2 separate regions of the Homo sapiens genome follow, and region 1 is linked to region 2. Evidence: chromatin loops called from intact Hi-C (ENCODE). Cell type or tissue: heart right ventricle. All regions are shown on one strand. Each heading gives the region's core, and the rest is flanking DNA. Links, peaks and the distances in the headings are about the cores only.

What was found. A loop is a pair of places that touch in the nucleus more often than their neighbours do. Peaks named below come from ENCODE experiments on the same cell type or tissue, not always from the same donor. Only the 100,000 strongest peaks of a DNase experiment are listed, where the experiment ranks them.
Region 1: it touches region 2 in a loop (2.5-fold over the local background); 1 of 110 quality-filtered maps calls a loop at or near these places.

What each region holds. Positions count from the first base shown.
Region 1 is chr22:20,940,864-20,946,343 of GRCh38, reverse strand. All of the region lies in intron 2 of CRKL (CRK like proto-oncogene, adaptor protein), which reads right to left. Among named protein-coding and RNA genes, the nearest start is that of LINC01637, 13 kb to the left of the region's middle. In heart right ventricle, for the core only: no CTCF peak of the experiment used is centred there; no DNase peak of the experiment used is centred there; H3K27ac peaks cover 565 bases.
Region 2 is chr22:21,017,338-21,024,684 of GRCh38, reverse strand. It overlaps P2RX6 (purinergic receptor P2X 6), which reads right to left. Exons shown (of 12, transcript NM_005446.5): 3 at 6,625-6,696; 4 at 1,934-2,009; 5 at 1,650-1,743; 6 at 1,487-1,567; 7 at 1,269-1,410; 8 at 1,067-1,176. Among named protein-coding and RNA genes, the nearest start is that of P2RX6, 5.8 kb to the right of the region's middle. In heart right ventricle, for the core only: a CTCF peak has its summit at 3,683 (motif pointing left); no DNase peak of the experiment used is centred there.

The DNA of each region.
Region 1 (5,480 bases), core at 212-2,711, 76 kb after region 2:
TACCTCTTGCTGCTGGCAATAGTTTCCTACAGCCCTACTTGTCCAGAGTGTTGTCCAGGAAATGACTCTACTGACTGGCATCTGGCACTTGATTCAAAGAGCAGTCAACGCACTGGAGGGCCCAAGCACTGGTCGTCACAGCAGTTTTTTGGTTCCATAATCAGTCTCCGCTCCCTGTACTGATAGGCTGAGATTGTATGCTTTCAGGTTACATAAAAGTAAGATCAGGAGTACACTGGTGACACTGGAATCATAAATTCTAACTTGAGTGATGTGAATGGGTCTCAGTGATCAAAGAACATCCTGCGAAGTTGTATGCAAATACATGAATGTATGCTGTTTTTCTGAAGACTGCACAACTTTCACTGGATTCTCAAAGGGGCTTATAGCCCCCAAAATATCTAAAACAAAACAAAGCCCATGTACTATAATCACCAGACAGGTATCATCCTGCTCTCTGTGGCTTTTATTCCTCTAGTCATTCAACAAATATTGAACATCTATGTGTAGGCCGTGAAGAGATACAACAGAGGACACAAAGGAGACAAACACCCCTGGCCCTCACGGAGCTGCATGGGTCCACTGCCTGCCCCTGTGTTCTCTGTGCACCTGCACCTGAATCAGAGTAGCCAGAGAGATAGAGGCTTTAAGAGGGCTAGGCTCCCTGTCTGTGTGCCCTGGCTAGCAGTCAAGTAATCTCATACACTCAAACCCACAACTGAATGCTATCTAATAGGGTTTTAATACTGAAGACTTGGTCTCTTTCTTAAAATTACCACTATCCTTCAGAGTAGTAACTTGATTCAAGAGGGCTGTTTACTGGTTAACACAGAGATTTTATTTGGGAAAGGTAGGGGGCGGGGCTAAAGGTATCACAGGCCAGTATGCTGTGGTACAAGAGTATGTGGGCTTTTGGAAAAGAGGAAGTCAAGACACGATCATATATATAAGAAAAGATACAAATTCAGCAAAGTCGCAGGGTACGAGATCAACACATAGATATCAGTTGCGTCTTATATATTGGTAATGAATAATTAAGAAAGTAATTCCAAGCCGGGTGCGGTGGCTCATGCCTGTAATCCCAGCACTTTGGGAGGCCGAGGCAGGCAGATCAGGAGGTCAGGAGATCGAGACCATCCTGGCTAATACCGTGAAACCCCGTCTCTACTAAAAATACAAAAAATTAGCCGGGCGTGGTAGGAGGCGCCTGTAGTCCCAGCTACTTGGGAGGCTGAGTCAGGAGAATGGCGTGCACCCGGGAGGTGGCGCTTGCAGTGAGCCAAGATCACACCACTGCACTCCAGCCCGGGTGATAGAGCGAAACTCCATCCCAAAAAAAAAGAAAGAAAGTAATTCCAGGCAGGGCACGGTAGCTCATGCCTGAATCCTAGCACTTTGGGAGGCGCCAAGATCATGCTGGGCAACATGGTAAAACCCCAATTCTACTAAAATACAAAAAAAAGTTAGCTGGGCGTGGTGGCAGGCACCTGTAGTCCCAGCTACTCAGGAGGCTGAGGCACAAGAATTGTGCCACTGCACTCTAGCCTGGGCAATGGAGCGGGAGTGAGGCTCTGTCTCCAAGAAGAAAAAAAAAAAAGTGATTCCATTTACAATAGCATCTAAAATAAAAATATCCAAGAATAGGCTGTGCGGTGGCTCATGCCTGTAATCCCAGCACTTTGGGAGGCCGAGGCAGGTGGATCACGAGGTCAAGAGATCGAGACCATCCTGGCCAACATAGTGAAACCCCATCTCTACTAAAAATACAAAAATTAGCTGGGCATGGTGGCGCATGTCTGTAGTCCCAGCTACTTGGGAGGCTGAGGCAGGAGAATCGCTTGAACCAGGGAGGTGGAGGTTGCAGTGAGCCGAGATTGCACCACTGCACTCCAGCCTGGTGACAAAGCCAAGACTCTGTCTAAACAAAACAAAACAAAACGAGAATAATTTAACCATGGTGAAACACTTGCATACCAAAAATTATTAAAGACCTAAATAAATGCAAAAACATTTGTGTTAATGGATGGAAAGACTTATGATTAAGATATTAATATTGGCTAGGTGCAGTGGCTCACACCTGTAATGCCAGCACTTTGGGAGGCTGAGACAGGAGGATCACTTGAGCCCAGGAGTTTGAGACCAGTCTGGGCAACATAGTGAGACCCTGCCTCATAAAAGAAATTAAAAAAAAAAAAAAAAAAAAAGCTAATACTACCCAAAGTGATCTACAAATACAACACAATCCCTATCAAAATTCTAACAGCCTTTTTTTTTGCAGCAATGGGAAAACCAATCCTCAAATTCATATAGAATTGCGAGGAACCTGAATAGCCAAAACAACCTTGAAAAGCATCAAAGTTAGAGGACTTACACTTCCTTGACTTCAAAATTACTACAAAAAGCTATAGTAATCAACAGTGTGGTGCTGGCATATGGAGAGACATATAGAACAATGGAATAGAACTCAGAGGTCAAAAATAAACCCACACATTTATGATCAAGTGATTTTTTTTTAACACGTGGGAGTCTCACTATGTAGCCCAGGCTGATCTTCAACTCCTAGGCTCAAGCAATCTTCTCACCTCAGTCTCCAGGGTACCTGGGATTACAGGTGTGCACCACCACACCCAGCTTGGCCAACTGATTTTTGACTAGGGTGCCAAGTCTATTCAACAGGGAAAGAATAACCTTGCTGGGACAACTGCACCAATTTCCACATGCAAAAGAAAGACTCTGAAACCTTACCTCACACTATACACAAAAAGTCATTTAAAATGGATCAACAGCCTAAATACAATAACTAAGGTCAGGCATGGTGGCGCACGCCTGTAATCCTGGCACTTTGGGAGGCCAAGGCAGGTGGATCACCTCACTTTAGGAGTCCAGAAGAGCCTGGCCAACATGGTAAAACCCCATCTCTACTAAAAATACAAAAAATTAGCGGGGTATGGTGGTGAGTGCCTGTAATCCTGGCTATTTGGGAGGCTGAGGCAGGAGAATTGCTTGAATCTGGAAGGCAGAAGTTGCAGTGAGTCGAGATCGTGAGTGCCATTGTACTCCAGCCAGGGCGACAGAGTGAGACTCTGTCTCAAAAAATATAAAACAAAATAAAAAACAAAAACGCTCAAATAACCCAATTAAAAAATGGGCAAAGAACTTGAAAATATTTATCCAAAGATTTGCCAAAAGCCAATATGAAAAGATGCTCAACATCAGTCACTAGGAACATGCAAATCAAAACCACAATGACATACCACTTCACACCTACTAGGATGGCTATAATAAAAAATATGGAAAATAACAAGTGTTGATGAGGATGTGGAAGAATTTTTTTTTGGCGGTGAAGAAGGGAGCCCTTATATACTGCTGGTTGGAATGGAATATGGTACAGCTGCTATGGAAAATAGTTTGACAGTTCCTCAAAAAGCTAAACATAGGAGGCTCATGCCTATAATCCCAGCACTTTGGGAGGCTGAGGTGAGCGATCAGTTGAGGTCAGGAGTTCAAAGCCTGGCTAACATGGCAAAACCCTGTCTCTACTAAAAAATACAAAAATTAGCCAGGTGTGGTGGCACGTGCCTATAATCCCAGCTACTCAGGAGGCTGAGGCAGGAGAAATCGCTTGAACCCAGGAGATGGAGGTTGCAGTGAGCCGAGATGGTGCCACTGCACTCCAGCCTGGGCAACAGAGCAAAACTCCGTTTCAAAAAAAAAAAGCTAAACACAGAATTACCCATTTGACCCAGAAATCCACTCTGAGATATATAACCAAAATAACTGAAAGCAAGGACTCAAACATTTGTGTGTCAATGTCCACTGCAGCATTATTCACCATAGCCAAAATAACGAAAACAACTCAAGTATCCATCAAGAGATAAATGGATTAACAAAACGTGATATATACATAACAATGGAATATTATTCAGCCCTAAAGGAATGAAGTCTTTATCATAATTTCCTGTACAGATGGAGTCTCACTATGTTGCCCAGGCTGGTCTCAAACTCCTTGCCTCAAGTGATCTTCCCACCTTGGCCTTTCAAAGCACTGGGATTACAGGTGTGAGTCACCCCATGCTGGGACAAGAAATGAAGTTTTGATATATGCTACAATCTGGATGAACTCTGAAAACATTGTACCCAATGAAATAATTCAGACCCAAAGGACAAATATTGTATCATTTTACTTATATCAGGTAGGTAGAATAGGTAAATTCATAGACAGAAGGTAGATAGTTGGCAAACTATATAAACCTCAAGCTCTTAGTGTGGGAGCAGTCATGAGAATAAACTTCTCTCTGTGAACCCCTAGCTGATGGTTCTTCTTACTCAACAGCTATCACCAGAGAACAGCTATCACAGAAAACAGAGGTCAGCCTAATGACCAGGATGGGACAGGCCCTGCCTGAACCACACCAGGGCCCCAATTCCATGGCATTCTGACTTAATTTACACATTAGGAAAGAGGAACAAAAACCTTTTAAAAATATTTTTTTCTGGGCCGGGTGCAGTGGCTCACGTTGTCAGGAGTTCAAGAGCAGCCTAGCCAAGGTGGTGAAACCCCATCTCTACTAGAAATACAAAAACTAGCCCGGCCTGGTGGCGGGCACCTGTAATCCCAGCTACTCGGGAGGCTGAGGCAGAGAACTGCTTGAACCCGGGAGGCAGAGGTTGCAGTGAGCTGATATCATGCCACTGCACTCCAGCCTGGGTGACAGAGCAAGACTCTATCTCAAAAAAAAAAAAAAAAAAAAAAAATATATATATACACACACACACACACACACACACACACACACACACACACATAAAATATATATATATATACACATACACAAACACACATATGTATATATTTTTAAATACGAGAATATTCTAAAGGACTTTCTAAAGATTCCTACATTTGCATGGTATTATAGTCAAGGAAAAAAAGCACTTTTGGTACTAAAGAAATAAAGCTGAGATGCTGTGAAGGACAACTGACACAATGTCAAAGACAGAAGGGTGGAGGAGGATCCTGGTCAGTCCTGATGAAAGGTCCAAGGAGGCAAGTGGAAATGATTCCTCGGGCACCAGACATCCACACACCACCACGGCATGGGAAGGACACACCTGAGATTCTTGCTTAAGGTGAATGCTAACTTGTGGGCCTTTCTGGGAAGCCTTGGTAAGAAGGCTTCACGTTGCTAGAATGTGACGTGAGGTGAGGGACAGAAGCCCCATTACACTGGGAGCCTGTAAGCTTGCCACATGGACCCCCAGGGCTGAGTCAGATGCTTCATGATGAACACATACAGCCCCAAGAGCACTGCAGGCCACCCAGCAGGAGGAACTCATGATGATCTCTTAGGGATTCATCATGAGTCCAATACAAAGTCCAATCAGTATTAATGAAACCTAAACTTACTTTGCAGATTACTTCACCTCAGCAAGCAGATGCAGCAATGAAGAAAATGCTAATACAAATTTAATTCTAAGCAATG
Region 2 (7,347 bases), core at 2,507-5,006:
GCTGGAAAATCACCTGAACCCAGGAGGCAGAGGTTGCAGTGAGCCAAGACCACGCCATTGCATTCCAGCCTGGACTACAAGAAAGTGAAAACTCCGTTTCAAAAAAAAAGGTCGGGCGTGGTGGCTCACGCCTGTAATCCCAGCACTATGGGAGGCTGAGGCAGGTGGATCACGAGGTCAAGAGATCGAGACCATCCTGGCCAACATGGTGAAACCCTGTCTCTACTAAAAATGCAAAAATTAGCCGGGCGTGGAGGCGTGCACCCGTAGTCCCAGCTACTTGGGAGGCTGAGGCAGGAGAATGGCGTGAACACGGGAAGCGGAACTTGCAGTGAGCTGAGATCCCGCCACTGTACTCCAGCCTGGGCGACAGAGTGAGACTCCATCTCAAAAAAAAAAAAAAAGTTTAGGTAAAAGCGGAAGGGAGGCCAGACATGGTGGTTTACGTCTGTAATCCTAGCCCTTCGGGAGGCTGAGGTGGGTGGATCACCTGAGGTCAGGGGTTTGAGACCAGCCTGGCCAACATTGTGAAAACCCATCTCTATCTACCAAAATATAAAAATTAGCTGGGAGTAGTGGCGAGCACCTGTAATTCCAGCTACTCAGGAGGCTGAGGAAGGAGAATCGGTTGAACCCAGGAAGCAGAGGTTACAGTGAGCCGAGGTCGGGCCACTGCACTCCAGCCTGGGTGACAGAATGAGATTCTGTCTTAAAAAAAAAAAAAACAAAGCTGAAGGGGAGAAGGGGAAAGTAAAAATGAAACACCCCATTGCTGTGGAGGGGAGATACTAGAAGCGAGGTGGGGTGGAGGAAGGGCTGGCAGTGAGGAGCCTGAGCTGGGCAGGGGCCTGGGACAGATGGGGTGGAGGGCTCAGGACTTGGGGCAGCAGGACGGAGCCTGTGCTGGAGGATGTGGGGTTGAGAACAGCTCTCTCCTGCTCCTGGGACCCCCTTGCACACGTAGTGGAATATCTAGAGGCCTGGGCCTGGGTGTGGTCTGTCCTGGCCGCCACAGTGAGAGGGCGATGGGCCCAGCAGCTGGGCACTGGGAGCAGTGGGGCCTCACCTGAAGTTGTAGCTCTTCTCCTGCAGCTGGAAGGAGTAGTGAGGCCAGCAGCCAGAGTCCCCGGTGTCCAGGTCACAATCCCAGTGAACTCTGATGCCTACAGAGCCACCCTGCACATAGCACATAGCTTTTCCACCGGTGGGTGGGCCCGGGACCCTCTCCCAGAGCCCTCTAGGAACCCTGCCCCCAACTTGGGACCCACCAGCAACGCCAGGTCCTCGAAGGTCCCTCCAGCCTTGGCCACGAGGTCCCCAATGCGGAACACGGGACAGTAGGGGCTGAATTGTGGTTCATAGCGGCAGTGCTTAAAATAGGTGGGGTCCCAGGTCTCCAAGGCATTGGACCTGGGAGGAGTGGGAAAGGTCAGATGAGGTAGGGGACAAGGAGGGTCTTGGGGCAGATGAGACCCACTCTGCTTACTTAGAGAAGTTGAACTTGCTGAAGGTGACTGTGTTTTTGATGAACAGTGTGAAGTTCTGGGCCTGGGCCAGCAGGGGCCTCCTGCAGGTGGAAGGGAGGTGACAGCCTCTGCCAGGCCTGGGGCCCTGCGCCAGTTGGGGTAGGGGATTGTGGGGACACTTACGAGGGCACAACGCCACTCTCCACGGGGCACCAACTCCAGATCTCACAGGTCCTGTGGGTCCCATTGAACACCACACACTGGCCTGTTTTTACACCTAGAAAACAAAAGATGAACTCCAGACCTTCAAATCTCTGCAGGCCTGGGGAGGCCTTCAGCCAGGGGGTTGTTGGCAGAAAGAGAGATGCAGGGACAGAGGCGAGCAGGGCCTGCACTCAGGAGCCACCCAGGATCCCAGCCCGGCCCCCACCCTGCTGGGGGCACTGGAAGACAGAGCCCACAGTTACCGTGGCTGTGTGTGCCTCCCTCCCCTTCGGGGCAGTCCTCGTCGACCCAGCAGTTAGCCAGTGGGACGGACGGGTGCTGAGGTGGGAGAGAGAGCAGTCACCAATGGCACAGGGGATGTCTCCCCTCCACAGCCCAGTCTCAAAGGCAGGGAGGTTCAAGGTGGGAAGGACAGGCCCCCTTCCCACCTTAAACAACCTCACCACCCCGCCGCCAGAGTACCCTGAGTGTGGGGCCACACAGGAAAGCTGGAGGGTGCAAATAAAAGGAGGTGGTCAGAGGAGGGAGCGGAGCAATGCCCTGGCCAGATGAAGGTACAGTACTGTATTTCAAAGACAAAGGGAGACCCCTTTCCTCCTTTTTCAAAAAATTTATTTTTAGTGATTCGGTCTCACTCTGTTGTCCAGGCTCTAGTGCAGTGGTATGATCATGGCTCACTACAGCCTCGCCCTCCCGGGCTTAAGCAATCCTCTCACCTCAGTATTCCCAGTAGCTGGGACTACAGACACACACCACTGTGCCTGGCTGATTTTTTAATATTTTTTTTTTGTAGAGATGGAGTCTTGCTATGTTGACCAGGCTGGTTTTTAACTCCTGGCCTCAAGCAATCCTTCTGTCTCAGCCTCCCAGAGTGCTGGGATTACAGGCGTGAGACAACGCACCCTGCCCCTTCCCTCCTGACAGTTCTGTCCCTGGTGGATGCGGAAGTGATTCTTCCAGGTCTAGCTCCTCTGGTCCAATTTGGATGACAGATCAGGGAAGGTGAAGATACCTTGGGAGGGTGAGTTTTTGATGCCCGGCATGGGGACATAGCTGACAAAGATCAGGGCCCTAGAGTCAGGGGCTTGGGTATTGAAGCAGGACCCCACACCCTTGCTGAGGGACCACAGGCTACTCCTTCCTGCTCGCTCTTCTGTAACCTGGGGACATTAATGCCTGCACAGAGGCATAGGACTATGGGGCTCTGGCAGAAGGGGAGGACAGGTGAGCTTTCTGGGGTCCCAGACCCCAGAGACGAAGGCACCCTTGAGCATCGGGCACTCTCCCAGGCATGGTCCTGCCCCAACTGAGGATGGACACTGCTGCCCAGGGCACTCAGCTCAGGGGCAGCAGGAAGAACACCAGCACCAGGGGCGCAAGGAAGGCTGAGGGCCTCTGAGAAGCCAGAATGAGGCGGTGGGACTTTCTGAAAGACAGGGCCGTCGTGATTGGGTGGAGGTCGGAGCAGAGCCACATGCTCTGCTTCTTTGTCCCTACCTATGTCCTGTGTCTGCCTCTCCTCTTCACCCCAGCTGGGCTACCGTCTCCTCCAACTAGACCCCACAGTGACCACCAGTGGGGCCCCCACGTCTTCCCATACCCTCATCCACCTATGCCCAGCAGCCCAAGTGGTGCATCCCAATGTGCAGGAAACTGAGCACCCTGCCTCTGAGCCCACGTGTGGCTCTCTTCTGTTCCTCTAATCAAGTTTAGCTCCTGCCAGGCACAGTGGCTCACGCCTGTAATCCTAGCACTTTGAGAGTCCAAAGTAGGCGGATTGCCTGAGCTCAGGAGTTCGAGACCAGCCTGGGCAACAAAGCAAGACCTCATTGCTACAGGAAAAAAAAGAAAAGAGAAAAAGAAAACAAACAAACAAAAACAGTTTAGCTCCTTAGTGGGGCTTACAGGGGCCCCTGAAATCCTGAACTACCTTCTTCCCACCCCAGTCCAAATCTTCACTTCAGCTCCACCCAGTGGCAGGTAGCCCTAAAGGCACCTCACCTCACACAGCTCAGGGCCTTTACCCACCAAGCCCCCTCTGTGTCGACATCCTGCTTCAACCAAATCCACCTGCTCACCAGCTTCTCCCCACCTTTTTTTAAGATTCTGCTTGGCCTGGCACACCTGTAATCCCAACACTTTGAGAAGCCAAGGTGGGCGGATTACCTGAGGTCAGGAGTTTGAGACCAGCCTGGCCGACACAGCAAAACCCTGTCTCTATTAAAAATACAAAAATTAGCCGAGTGTGGTGGTGTGTGCCTGTAGTCCCACCTACTTGGGAGGCTGAGGCAGGAGAATCGCTTGAACCAAGGAGGTGGAGGTGTGCAGTGAGCCGAGATCACGCCACTGCACTCCAGCCTGGGTGACAGAGCGAGACTCTGTCTCAAAAAAAAAAAAAAGAAAAAAAAAAAAAAGATTCTGCTCAAGTGCAGCCCTAGGTCCCCCACCTACAGCCTCTGTCCCATCATAGGACCTGCCACCTGGGCTGGGCTGTCCATGTGGGTGGTCTTTGAAGTATGGGAGATGGAGTTTTGTGAATTTAGCCTAGCTAGCCCCCTGGCCCAGCGGGGAGGCTCAGCGGTGTCTGCTGAGGGAGGTGACACTATAAAGAGCATGGTGCATGTAAGGGAGGGATCAGGCACCAGGATCCCTAGAGGAGCTGGCAGAACTCTGGTCTTCCGGGAAAGCCAGGTTGTCAGATCTGATAATTACGACCCAGCCCTGACGTTTCATGGGAAGAGCCAGAAGTGTGGTTGCAGACAAAGAGGAATTGCACAGATTCTGAAAAACACAGACCCACAGATCCAGCCAAATTTCAGAACGGTCTACAAACTGAACACTAAATGCACATCTGAGCATTAAGAAAGAGAAGGACATTGTGTGGGTTCACCAAGAGTAAGCACATCCTGCCAGGCACAGTGGCTCATGTTGGGAAGAGGCCCCCAAAATCTGGCCATAAACAAAATCTCTGCAGCACTGTGACATGTTTGTGATAGCCACGACACCCACACTGGAAGTTTGTGGGTTTACCGGAATGAGGGCAAGGAAAACCTGGCCCACCCAGGGCGGAAAACCGCTTAAAGGCGTTCTTAAACCACAAACAATAGCATGAGCGATCTGTGATTTAAGGACATGCTCCTGCTGCAGCTAACCAACCAGAGCCCATCCCTTTGTTTCCCATAAGGAATACTTTTAGTTAATCTATAATCTATAGAAACAATGCTTATCACTGGCTTGCTGTCAATAAATATGTGGGTAAATCTGTTCGAGGCTGTCAGCTCTGAAGGCTGTGATACCCCTGATTTCCCACTCCACACCTCTATATTTATGTGTGTTTGTCTTTAATTCCTTTAGCACCGCTGGGTTCAGGTCTCCCCGACCAAGCTCTCGGCAGGCTCACGCCTGTAATCCCAGCACTTTGAGAGGCCGAGGCTGGTGGGTCACCTGAGGCCAGGAGTTCGAGACCAGCCTGGCCAACATGGTGAAACCCCGTCTCTACTTAAAATACAAAAATTAGCTGGGCACAGTGGCGGGCACCTGTAATCCCAGCTACTCAGGGGGTGAGCAGGAGAACTGCTTGAACCCAGGAGGCGGAGGTTGCAGTGAGCCGAGATCGTGCCATTGAACTCCAGCCTTGGGGACAAGAGCAAGACTCCATCTCAAAAAAACAAACAAACAAAAAGAGTAAGCAATCCTTTGTGCATATTTCCAACTACGGACATGGGATGTCTCCAGCAACTGTGCTAGGACCAGCCACCAGGGCTCAGGGGACAGCTGTCTGCACAACGACCCTCCAGCCCAGGAGGCACGTAAATGTTGGACTTGCCTAAAGATGTCACTGTGGAGGTAAACTTTCAGGACTATGTCCTGAGTCCCAATAGTTCAAACAAAATTCACAGCTGGAGAGAATGAGCATGCTCTGTGACAGATGCAGGATCCCAGGGACATCCCCAGGCAAGGGGAAAAGGTGAAATGTCAGGGGGAGAATCAGCATTTCTGGATCAGAAATGAAGAAGAACAAGGTGGGGGACTCTGGCTTGACCACGGTTGATGTAAAAACTATCCAGAAATCAGGCCGGGCGTGGTGGCTCACGCCTGTAATCCCAGCACTTTGGGAGGCCGAGGCAGGTGGATCATGAGGTCAGGAGATGGAGACCATCCTGGCTAACACCGTGAAACCCCGTCTCCACTAAAAATACAAAAAAAAAAAAAAATTAGCTGGGCGTGGTGGCAGGCGCCTGTAGTACCAGCTACTCCGGAGGCTGAGGCAGGAGAATGGCGTGAACCTGAGAGGCAGAGCTTGCAGTGAGCTGATATCTGCCACTGCACTCCAGCGTGGGTGACAGAGTGAAACTCCGTCTCAAAAATAAAACAAAAAAAACTATCCAGAAATCATAAGCAATCCTGAATTCACCATGAGCAAGAGTGTGCTGTGTTGGCCCACAAAGATGAAAGCTGCCTCAGGACATATTAATAGAGGCTGGGCACAGACAAGGGGAGGTGATATTCCAGCTTGGCTCTTGCTATTAGAACCTCCCTGAGCATGTGCGCAGCTCTGGGTGTCACACTACCAACCTGGAGAGTACCCAGAGGCAGGACCAGGATGGGAGGGCCTGGACACCTCATGGGAACTGCTGCTGCCCAGAGCTCGGGGTCCTGTCACCCACAGGCCTGGAGGCCTTAAGAAAGTGACTCAACCTCACTGAGCCTCAGTCTTCTCCTCTGAAATGGGGATCACAGGACTTCCTACCAGGCAGGGGATATGTGAAGACTGAACATAATGATTCAGGAAAAGATGTAGCCCAGTGCCTGGGGGACACCGAGCACAGGCTGAGCCTTCAGCCACCTGGGAAGGGGAAAGGGAAACACGGGTGGCCCCCTGGGGCTGATGGAGGAACAAGGGACCCGCTGGGAGGATCCTGGGTAAACTCACCTCTGGGCATCTGCCCTGAACTTGGGCTGGCGTCACAAGGAAGTTGGTCACCAAGAAGAACACGTTCTCTCCCTAGGAGGCAAGTCTCAAGGTTGGCCTGGCTGGGCTCGTGTTGACTGGAAAGGCCGGAAGCCGGCAGCCTGGTTTATGAGGGAAGGGATGTTGGCCCCATCAAGTCATTAACCCTGTCCCCCTGTAAGGCAGACTGAAGCAGAGATGGGAGGCTGGCAGTGGTTCTGGCCATTTTTGAGACCAGGAAGCCTTGTGCCCATGTCCATCTCTTGAGACAAGTCTCTTGTCTCAACCAAAATTTGTGTGTGTGTGTGCATGTGTATGTGTGTATTTAGAGACAGGATTACACTTCGTCACCCAGGCTGGAGTGTAGTGTTGTGATCAGTGCTCACTGCAACCTCTAACTCCTGGACTCAAGAGGTCCTCCTGCCTCAGCCTCCCAAGTAGCTGGGACTACAGGCTCCAGCTACCATGCCTGGCTCCAACCAGAATATTCCAACAGCCTGCTGCTTCTAGTACTGAAGATCCAAGGGAGAGCTGGGCCCAGCACCTGCTCAGGATGGAGACGAGGTGAGTCTCCCATCTCACACACAGCAGCACTGGCATGGCAGGGGCCAAGGGAGAAGAGGGAAAGCTGTGTCTGTGGTCAACGGGTGGCCGAGGACATTGGAAAGAAAGGCTGACCCTCCAGTGCTGCTCGTGAGAGCACTG